Regions from separate parts of the Mus musculus genome. Here region 2 is linked to region 1. The links are chromatin loops, found by intact Hi-C in ENCODE. Cell type or tissue: heart. All regions are shown on one strand. Links, peaks and the distances in the headings refer to the core of each region. The heading gives the core; the rest is flanking DNA. Region 1 holds the start of Gprasp1 (G protein-coupled receptor associated sorting protein 1). Region 2 holds the start of Bhlhb9 (basic helix-loop-helix domain containing, class B9).

The links. A loop is a pair of places that touch in the nucleus more often than their neighbours do. Peaks named below come from ENCODE experiments on the same cell type or tissue, not always from the same donor. Only the 100,000 strongest peaks of a DNase experiment are listed, where the experiment ranks them.
Region 2: a loop joins it to region 1, with 5 times the contacts of the local background. A loop is called at or near these places in 1 of 42 quality-filtered maps.

Annotation. Positions count from the first base shown.
Region 1 is chrX:135,740,143-135,745,517 of GRCm38, forward strand. It overlaps Gprasp1 (G protein-coupled receptor associated sorting protein 1), which reads left to right and starts at 2,550. Exons shown (of 11, transcript NM_026081.5): 1 at 2,550-2,836; 2 at 4,357-4,433. Armcx5 (armadillo repeat containing, X-linked 5) reads left to right here and starts at 2,550. Exons shown (of 4, transcript NM_001009575.5): 1 at 2,550-2,836; 2 at 3,421-3,472; 3 at 4,357-4,433; 4 at 4,777-5,375. The coding sequence starts at 5,035. In heart, for the core only: no CTCF peak of the experiment used is centred there; a DNase peak (open chromatin) is centred at 2,539; H3K4me3 peaks cover 1,874 bases; H3K27ac peaks cover 1,342 bases.
Region 2 is chrX:135,882,770-135,888,144 of GRCm38, forward strand. Bhlhb9 (basic helix-loop-helix domain containing, class B9) reads left to right here and starts at 3,082. Exons shown (of 5, transcript NM_001098222.1): 1 at 3,082-3,318; 2 at 4,076-4,157; 3 at 4,492-4,548. In heart, for the core only: a CTCF peak has its summit at 3,107 (motif pointing right); a DNase peak (open chromatin) is centred at 3,142; H3K4me3 peaks cover 1,585 bases; H3K27ac peaks cover 1,702 bases.

The sequences.
Region 1 (5,375 bases), core at 180-5,179:
TACTAGGGGAAATGATAATGGCATTCTGTCGATGCGCCAGTAGCCAAAAAGACCCTGAAACTGGAAAATGGTTTGAGTGGATTTATCCAGAGTTGACCACTACTTCCTGTTTTCTCTTTCTTTCTTTCTTTCTTTCTTTCTTTCTTTCTTTCTTTCTTTCTTTCTTTCTTTCTTTCTATTAGATATTTTCTTCATTTACATTTCAAATGCTATCCCAAAAGTCCCCTATATCTTCCCCCCACCCTGCTCCCCTACCCACCCACTCCTGCTTCCTGGTACTATTCCTGGTACTGTACTGGGGCATATGATCTTCGCAAGACCAAGGGCCTCTCCTCCCATTGATGGCCGGCTAGGCCATCCTCTGCTACATATCCAACTAGAGACACAAGCTCTGGGGGGTACTGGTTAGTTCATATTGTTGTTCCACCTATAGGGTTGCAGACCCCTTTAGCTCCTTGGGTACTTTTTCTAGCTCATTCATTGGGGTCCCTGTGTTCCATCCAATAGCTGACTCTGAGCATCCACTTCTGTATTTGCTAGGCCCCATCATAGTCTCACAAGAGACAGCTATATCAGGGTCCTTTCAGCAAAATCTTTCTGGCATATGCAATAGTGTCTGGGTTTGGTGGTTGTTTATGGGATGGATCCCTGGGTGGGGCAGTCTCTGGATGGTCTTTCCTTCCGTCTCAGCTTTGGAACTTGTCTCTGTAACTCCTTCCATGGGTATTTTGTTCCCTATTCTAAGGAGGAATAAAGTATCCACATGTTGGTCTTCTTTCTTCTTGATTTTCTTGTGTTTTGCAAATTGTATCTTGGATAGTCTAAGTTTCTGGGCTAATATCCACTTATCAATGAGTGCATATCATGTGTGTTCTTTTGTGATTAGGTTACCTTACTCAGGATGATGCCCTCCAGTCCATCCATTTGCCTAAGTTAATACCAGCCTTATTTATAATAGCCAGAAGCTGGAAAGAACCCAGATGTCCCTCTTTCTTTCTTTCTTTCTTTCTTTCTTTCTTTCTTCCTTCCTTCCTTCCTTCCTTTCTTTCTTCCTTCCTTTTTCTCTTTTCTTTCCTTCTCTCCTCTTCTCTTCTCTTCTCTTCTCTCTCCCTCTCTCTATCTCTCTCTCTTTAACTGTTTTTAGGGCCCTGGGCTGGCCCATCTGGAGGGACCACTACCACCTATTTTTTACAATTATGTTTTATTGAGCCTCCCACCAAAACTATTTTCATCTTGTGTCCTGGGTCATGAAGATGGTCTGTCTGGACTGACCATCACCACCTAGTATTGTTCCTTATAGGCTGGTTATTCCTTCCAAAAGTTAACCTCCTGCCTCATGACATTATCAGGTTTTCTGATAATGTAGACTGGGACTGAGGGGAAACCATGCACTTTTATTAAGGCAATTTCAAAATTACAAACATCCCTGAAACAGGAAAAATGTCTCTCATCATAATCTACTAATGTCATAGCTCAGCTTAGAGTTGAGGCATACAGGACTGATGGGCTGGGACATTTCTAAGTGGTATACATGTTAGAAACACTTTCTGATTCTAAGGCTTATTTTAATTAAATTTATGTTCAAATAGATAATACAAACATGAGGCCCAGCATTCAAGATGCAAGGACTTATATAGTCAGAGATTTAGGGGGCAAGAAACGTGAGGGAACAAGCCCGGAGAAATCCACAGAGCAGGGACTGGTGTTGGTCCACGGGTACAAAGATACTTTGGTATTATGTCTTGTCAGTAAGAAGATTCTTGTTTTCCCAGTGCCTAGATTAAATCCAAGCCACTGCACCTTATGGTAGTGAGGTCATCCTGGAGTAGAACTCGTCTGCACAGTTCTTTTTCTCCCTGTTTTTCCTCTATCCTTACTTCATGTTATCTAAAACTATTTCAAAACAAGAAACATGCCGGACAATAAGAGCAAAAGATTTCAAGGGGTGGCAACAGGAAACATAAAAAGGGAGATTGAAAAACAAAACAAAACAAAACAAAAACGGTCTGGCAGCAGAGCAGTTTTCCATAGGTTCTGCCGCTGCAGCAAGAATTTTATGCAAACAAGCCCTTACAGGTGCATCACTGGCGGATTTTGCTTGTAGAAGGAACAGTTTAGAATTTGTTGGAATAAATGAGAATTTTTATTTGTAATTTCAGCGTTGAGAACCGCCCCACCCCCAGCATCGTTTCTACCTTGAGCCCCTCCCCTACCTAACCAGCTCACTTCAGTGGGCGGTGGGTTTAGTGAGGAACGTGTAAAAACACTAGAATTCTTTGCTATCCTTCCGCCCGGTAAGGCGGCCGCTTTTTCTTCTGACGCCACAGCGTGAAAACCGCATGCATTTCGAAATGGAAAGACATGTCTAAGAAGGAAGCTAAAACCGACATTTGGTAATCGCCTGCTTGCGGGTGCTTGGCGCGGTTTTCCCTAGTTCGGGATCAGAACCTAAGTGTCGCAGTGTGCGCCACAGTAGTATCACTCCGCTTCCCTAAGCCGGAACTCCTTAAATAACTCTAGCTCCTCCCTCTGCGGGCCTCCGTAATGACGTAGCCGCGCCTAGTGCGTCCCGGCGGATGTAGGTAGCTATGTAGTCGCTTCGTGAGGGACCGGAGAGAGGAGTGGGTACCGAAAGGTGACAGTAATTTGCTAGTCATGGCCCTTCATCTTGTCCTACATCCCAAGCTCCCGGCAAGCCCCTAAATTACAGTCGCCGCCATTGCCTCTGCTCCCTGCGGCGGACTGCCGACGGCGTTTGCCTGCCTCCTTTCTGTGTGGGAAGGCGCCGCCGGAGAGAACGCACCTAAGAAAACTGCCTTGGATTCAAGCAGAACAGGTCAGTAAGAAGGAGGGCATTGCTTGGGGTTGTGGTTGCGGGTTCCATGATTGGTGCGGGATTGGTGACCTGATTTTAGGGGGCGAGTGTTGGGAAGACAGACTAGGGAGGATGAGAAAAAGCTATCTACGTTTCCAGAAACTCGCTTCATCACGTTTGGGAAGGGAGATGGATGCAATGGCATCATCTACTGGGGAGATGGCGTACTTGTCAGAGAAAGGACTACCACCACTGATGAACGCAGTTGTCTGAGGAGCCTTGAGAATCAGGAAGGAGATACACAAAGGGGTTATAGATGTGGGAACATTAAATCTTGTGTTGGGTGTATTCGAAGATTGCACATTCTTATCTGACCATTAATTAACCATATCTTACTCAGTGCGATTTCATTTGATTTGGGGCTATCACACATTCATTTGTGTGGATAGATTTTGTGCCAAGTTTGCATTTCTCCACGTTTCAGGGCGGCAGATCAAAAGGGGAGGGGAGAAGATAAACAAAACTGACCTGATTTCTGTACTGTGGGAGAAAGCTGCAAGACTAGGTAGGGTTCTAGAATAATTTCTACATCTCCTCTTTTCCAGCCTTCCAGAAATGCCCTCCGCGTTACCCCAACTATGTTGCAGAATGTGATAGGTTTGTGTGGGTGGGTGGGGGATAATCATAAGAATGTGTAAGAAAATTGAAAATGATACTTTTCATTATTTCCCCAGCTTCCTGTTATTGTCAGGCGTTTCATCCCTACTGCTACCAGTACGACCAACTGTGCAGAGATGATTTAGTTGTCCCTTCATGGAAATGATCAGGCTTTAAGAATATAGCAGAGGAACGTGGAGATTTGGGGGTGTCATGGGGGGATGACAAAAAGAAAGGGAATCAGAGAATTCTTTACCAAACAAGTATCTGTATCCAGCAAGCATTTATTCCGTAATTACTGTTTCCTAAATTATACTCAGTAGTGCTGTTCTCATGTTTGTGGATTTCCATTGATAGACACATCCGGAGGGTTGTATAACTTGGCTGTTGTGAATGTTTGTAAAATAACTGAATGTGAAGCTAGGAGATAATGAGAAGGCAATTGTCCAGATTCGAGGATTAGTGTGAAGACAGACAAGGATCACTGAGACTAGAATGTCACACCCTTCTGTTTTGTCAGTTTCTCGATGACCTCTAGCTGGTCTGTGGATTCACTTAGGAGTCTTGGTCTAACTCTAGAGATAGATGCAGGATGGGAACATCTTCCTTTAATCCCCTCTTTCCTGTCCTGCTCTAACACTTCATTATCAACCGATTTTTCAACTAAGGGATTACCGAAACAGTCACTCAAGAAGACAATGGAGGGCCCCAAGGGAGGAGGAGGAAGAGGAGGAGGAACAGCTTTGAAGCTGGTTAATGGAAGGAGAGGAAGACCAGGAAGGGAAAAGCTAGACAAGCTTCTCTGAGAAGGCAAGAATAAGGGCCAGGAACCAAGGTCTGTATCCCAAGAGCTGAGTTTCTCTGTCCTCTTTATCTATCTATAGGTTTGCCAGATCTGCTGCAGGGCTTGTCGCCAGTGGAAACAGAGAAAGGAGGAAACAATCCCTTGGCAAGAGCGCAGGTTAGTATGAACGTGGGGACTCCTCGAGTAAGACCTATAGTATGGAACAGTAAAGATTTGGTTGGCTCCAGCCTAGGTCAGCAGATAGCCTCGGAATTTTGCAGCCTCTCGTGTCCATCCAGCTTTCCTATTCTTTCTGCCCTTATTGGTGTCTGCAAAGACAAATTGGTAGCACATGAAGGTATAGACAGTGGGTGAACTGAAAGGAGGAGTTGGCTCCTTGTCTCCTTCTTCCCCATAGAGCACTGAATTTCCATACTTAACTATGTCTCTGTGCTTATCAGCATGAGAAGAAAGCAAATTGGAAGAGACTTAAAGCCCCATTTCCTTCCTCCACCCCTAGGTCCAACTTCAGTGACAGATCTGATGGCCTTGGAGTGGCTGAAGACCACCACCCTCCACAGGCCTGCGCCCCAGCACAGCTATCCTTTATCTTGAGTGAGCTTCCTCAACATGCTGTCTATATGATTGGCAGAAACTGTAGTTGGAAAGGGGCTGAATGACTACTGGACTTTATATGAAAACACCTACTTGGGGCTGACTTTCGGGCAAGGCTGAGACAGGGGCATATTTATATTAAGCTTTGCCTTTCTCTCGAACCATGATTGGCTCTAAAACTAAAAGGAAAGCTAGAGAAGAGTCTGGGGCTTCCTCAAAACCTGGAACCAATAGCCCTGCCAATGCTAAAGGAAAAGCCAAGAATCAGACCACTAAAGCCGTTAAGGCAGAACCAAAAGAAGAATGGGGGAACCAGGCTGAGGCTAGGGATGAAGCAGTGGCCAGGACACAGCCAGCCATTTCCACTGAGCCCAAGACTGTGACCTGGAAAGTAAAAAAAAAGAAAGATAAGACTAATGCTAGAGTCATGGCTCAGGCTAAGACAGAACTCCCGGCAGGGCCTGCTTTAGTGCCTCACACCAAGTCAGATGCTCTGCCTACATC
Region 2 (5,375 bases), core at 248-5,247, 140 kb after region 1:
CATGTGTCACCACTAATTTCTTAGCTCCAGCTAACCAGCATCATTTGTCCCAGTAGTCTCCTTCTAGTCTTGACTATAAGGCCAGAGACACATGGCCAAAGCTGCTGAGTTCTACTGCTTGCAGAACTGGAACATGGCTCCCTTGTTCTATTACATTATCAATAGCTTCCTCTTTACCTATTCCCTCACTACCTAAACTCTGTCATTGATCTTGCTCTGTAGTTTGACCTTCAACTCAGAGATCTGCATGCCTGTCTCCTGGGATTAAAGGTGTGTAACTCCATGCCTGGATTTAAGCTTTTCTTCAACTAGAACTTGCTCTATTTGAGGCTGGCCTTGAACTCAGAGATCTGCGTGGCTTGCTTTGTCTCCTGGGATTAATGGTGTGTACTACCATGCCTGGATCTAAATTTAGCTGGGTAGGATCTTTCCCCAGAATCCCTTAATCTGTTCACTCCTAGAGCACAGTATTAGGCTCCATTTCACTTCCTGGTGCTCCTTTAATACTTGAACTATGTATTTTATATTTTTCCTTTCTCAGCTGGCTAAGTTTGTTTAAGATGCTCTTCATAAGACTTAACCAGAGAACAAAATATATGATGTGTTTCTGAGACATCCTTTGTCAATGCAATTAATCTGAGTCTCTTCACCTTAGCCTCAGGCAGAGTCTTCAGACAATGGCAAAAAGTAGTCATATTCTTCACAAAATACCACAAAACAGTCTCTAGGCCACATATTGAAATTCTCCACTGAAACCTCTTGGGCCAGTTCCGCACAATTTAAATCATTCTCCGCGACAAAGTCTTCCATATTCCTACCAGAAAAACTCATTAAACCCCACTTAAAGCGTTCCAATGCTTTCAAAATGCAAAGTCCCCAAATCCACATTCTTCTAAGCAAAAGCATGGTCCGGCCTATCACAGCAATACCTTAGTCCCCTGGTACTAACTTCTGTCTTAGTTAAGGTTTTACTGCTGTGAACAGATACCATGACCAAGGCAACTCTTACAAGGACAACATTTAGTTGGGACTGCCTTACAGGTTCAGAGGTTCAGTCCATTATCATCAAGGCAGGAGCATGGCAGCATCCAGACAGGCATAGTGCAGGAGGAGCTGAGAGTTCTACATCTTCATCTGAAGGCTGCTAGCAGAATACTGGCTTCTAGGCAGCTAGGATGAGGGTCTTAAAGCCCATGCCCACAGTGACACACCTACTCCAACAAGGCCACACTTCCTAATAGTGCTACTCCCTGGGCCAAGCATATACAGACTATCAATGTAACATGTATTCAGGGACTAGTCATGTCTAATTCCTATTACAATAATTATCAATGGAGTGAAAGGACAGCTCAACGTTCACAATCCCTCCCTCAAAGGAGTAACACATATAGGATTCTTTGGGGATGCAAAAAATGGGTTTTCTACTTCAATATAGAAAACGTTGAATCCGCACATCTCCTTCAGTGGGGCAGGGGTATGATGGCATTGAATGTTTTGCATCCTCTCTTATGACTCGTGTCCTTTTGCCTACCTCTGTCTTTCCTTGCTACCTAAAGCTACCTTCTCTTTGTCTCATTTATTAAATTTTTGGATTTTACCCACACTTCATCTGTTTGAGAGGAGTTACATAACCTGATACTTTTCTCTTTTATTCTCTTTTATTCCATTTAGGGCTAATTCTATTCAAATAATTTTACTATATTTGAATAATTCTATTATAGTGTTAGTTAATACATAATTTGTATCACATCAGTTAATAATATATTACTATCTAAAATAAAGTATGGTTTTCAGAAAAAAAAGAACAAATTAAAATCTTTTAAAATATTGGTTTTTCTGACCTACAGCAAAAAAAAAAAAAAAAGTGTGATTCTTCAGCAGTGGAGTCTTAATAGCCAAAGGATGTGGCAATAGCTTCTGTTGTTTTAGGTGCCACCGGGGCAATGGTTCTCAACCTTCCTGATGCTTTAATTCAGTTCCTTGTCTTATGGTAACCTCCAAGTACAAGATTATTCTCGTTGTTACATCATAACTGTGATTTGGCTAATGTTATGAATCATAATGTAAATATCTGATATGCAGGATATTTGATATGTGACCCCTGTGAAAAGGTCATTCAACCCTCAGTGAGGTAGCAACCCATAGGTTAAGAACCACTGCTCTGAGGCCCCTTTAACCAGTAACTCGCAGTGCTTGGTACTGGGATTTTTATTTAATAAGTCGTGTCTTCTGAGAGCAGCAGCCTGGTCCACCCATGCAGGGTACCTCTGTTCAAACTCCTTTGTCTTCAAATTATATTTTAAAATTCGCTTGCATGCTAGTTGTTTGCTTTAAGGCTTCTTCATACATTCTATGTTTGGGTTGACCTATCACCTACTCTGTCCCAACCTACTCCCACGCCACCTCCCAGTTCTTTTATGTCATATGTGACTAGATGAGTTTTTAGTCCAAATAAGTCAAAGGAAGTAAAGTGACTTTTACCCCAGACCTCTGGTTGGTTTTCCAGGGACAGAAGTCTGGCTTTACCCTGGGGGCAGCGATGTAAGCTGCAATGGTTGCTCCCATTTCTTTTCCTCTAGGAACTCCATGAAGCATTGAGAGAAAAACATGAAGAATCAAGAGTCCTCTCTGCAGACTGTTGCTAGGCTACCTGTTCCCTCTCTAGCTGCAGTACTAAAAGCCCTCCTCCCTTTCTACTGGCGTCAGAAGCTACGAGAGAACTGAAGGGTAGCAAGAGATGGAGTGCAGGGAGGGGCTGGGGGCCAGCAAAGCCCAGCTTCCTACTGAAGTACAGGAGCACTCAGTATCCCTCCGCTGCTCCCTCCTGTTCCACATCTCCAGACCACCTTCTCTCCATAGTCCCCCTCTCCAAAGCCCTCATAGACTCTAGATTTCAGCCATCTCACACACTGTTGTGGCACCCCCCCCCCAAAAAAAAGTGGTGGTGGTCTCTGGTTAGGGTGAACAGGGGTCTGCAGACGCCTACGGGTGCAACCCACCTCTCCAAGAGGAGTGGGGCTGTCTGGCCCCGCCCACTCCGAGTCGGAACTACAGTGGGTCCAGGAGGGGGCGTAGAGCCCCGTGCGCAGTATCCCTCCGCCCCCTTCCCGACACCCTCGAGGTGAGCTGTGCTTGCCGCATCCTGCGCAGCCCCTGCCTGTTTGGTGCAGAGACGTAGGGGCGGGACACGTCTCTGCCATTCCACTCGCGCGCAAAGCGGTGGGGGTTCTGTGAGAGGATCCGCCGAGGACAGAGACCAGCCGGGAGCAGGAGGGGGACGCGGGGGAGCCCGGACACCTGGGCCGTGCGCCTGGCCAGGCAAGTGGAGGTGTGTCGAGGGCTCCGAGTGGTCGCACACTGAGGACCACTGCCCGGCCCTGACAGTCCAGTGAAGGCCAGCAGGTCGCGGCCTCCCTGGAGTGTGCGCGGTGCTCGGAGACCCCAGGCGGTGGGGAGGAGGAAGCGGGAACCCGAACCGGGCCCCGGGCGCAGGGTGGCAGCCAGAGTGTCTTGAGTCTGAGGGTCTGGAGGCCTGCAGAGCAGATGGCCTGGCAGCAGGCTTTTCCCCCCGGCCCTTTTTGGTGTTTGGGCCCTGCAAGGGTTGTGGGGGAGGCGACTATGGGAGAAATGGCGGCGCGGAAGCTGGGGGTGGTGCCCCTTGGAGGTTGCTGTTCATGGGTTGGAGGCAGGTGGCCAACTCTGGTGATGGTTCAGCTGTTTGGTGAGTCGCCTTTCTACCTGGGCCCTTATTCCAGAAAGGGATCCATGTGCCCTGCATCGTGGGTGCTGTCTCTTCCCACAGACTCCTGCTTGGTGGCAAAGTCTCTTGTCAGGGTGGTAGAGGTAGTGTATTCTGGGGAAGGTGAAACATCATTAGAGGGGCGATTATGAAGATGTCAGAACATAAGAATGAAAAGTTCATCTGCCTTCAATACAGGATTGTTTTATTGCCCTCTGTATTTAGACTCCTGTACCTAATTTACTGCAAGGAATTGGTCATAATAAGGAGTTGGTCATATATACAGAACTCCTAGCTATATAAATATTATGACATTGTCCTATCTTTTATATTCAGGATCCATTTTCTCAACATTTCACCTTGAACATTTGTTTTAATGTTCGAATGGACTTAAAGTAAAGAAGAACTTTTTGTGCAGGTGGGTGTTCAATTTAGAATATTTGAAATCACTATTGGAGTTAAGTGTCTCTTTCTGGGACCCCCATATATCATCCCCAACTTTTTGTTGTCCCTCATAGTTTTATACAGCAGCAGTACGGGGTGGGGGGGGTGGGGGGGGGTGGGATGCAGTTTCTGAAGGTAGCCATTTGGGTCACACATGGGAGCTGATGGAGATCATGTACTTGGTTCCTAATTCTTTAACAGAGGTATTTGAACTTGGGTTTTGGAAATCTGCCCATAAACCTATAATTTTATACCATGGTCAACATTTTTTTTAATATTTTCCTCAATATCTTTTGCTTTCTATGTAGGTCGACTCTTCTCCAGCCAGAGGGAAGAATAGCATCTCCCGAGCATCCTGCTTTGTGGTAAGACTGGCATTCATAGCACGTGAGGCAAGATCTAGCTATACAAAGGGAGGCTGGTATTTCAAACATGACCTTGGAATTATTGTTTTCATTAGCTTCCCTGCCTTCTTCCCAAATATAGTTGCATGTGTTCCACTATCTACTTTTATACCTTGTATTTTTTCCTCAGACAAAGAAATTTAGTCCCTGAATGGGAAAATGCAAGACTTTACCGTTAGGAGGATGCATATTCAGTCAGATTACAGGTCTTGAGCACATATGAGGGATAGTTAGGGCAGGGCTGACAACATGTGGGAGACATTTAATAACCCTGAGTATACAGAAACATGTGCTGTGAACCTTTTTAGGGGAGTTCTGTCAATCCTTTTAGTGGGATTGTTGTTGTTGCTGTTGTTCCTGGTGTTGCCTTCTGCCTCTGCCTTTTTCATCCATAAACCTGTTTCTTTCTAGGTTCTTGTAGAGCAATGTTTCTCAACCTGTGGATTGTGACCCTTCTGGGGCTAGGGGTAGGGGATCAAATGATCCTTTCATAACAGTTACGTATCAGACATGCTGCATATCAGATATTTACATAACAGTCCATAACTGTAGCGAAATTACAGTTATAAAGTAGCAATGAAAATAAGTTTATGATTTAGGTTCAATACAATGTGAGGAACTCTTTTAAAGGGGCGCAGCATTAGAAAGATTAAGAACCGCTGCTGTAAAGACTTGTAAGTAGTTGTTCACTTAGAAGGTAAGCAAGAGAACAAGACTTTATTAGGGTTCTAGGTGAATATGAATGTGAACCCACACAGATGAAACCAGATCTCACCTTGGCCCCAAGG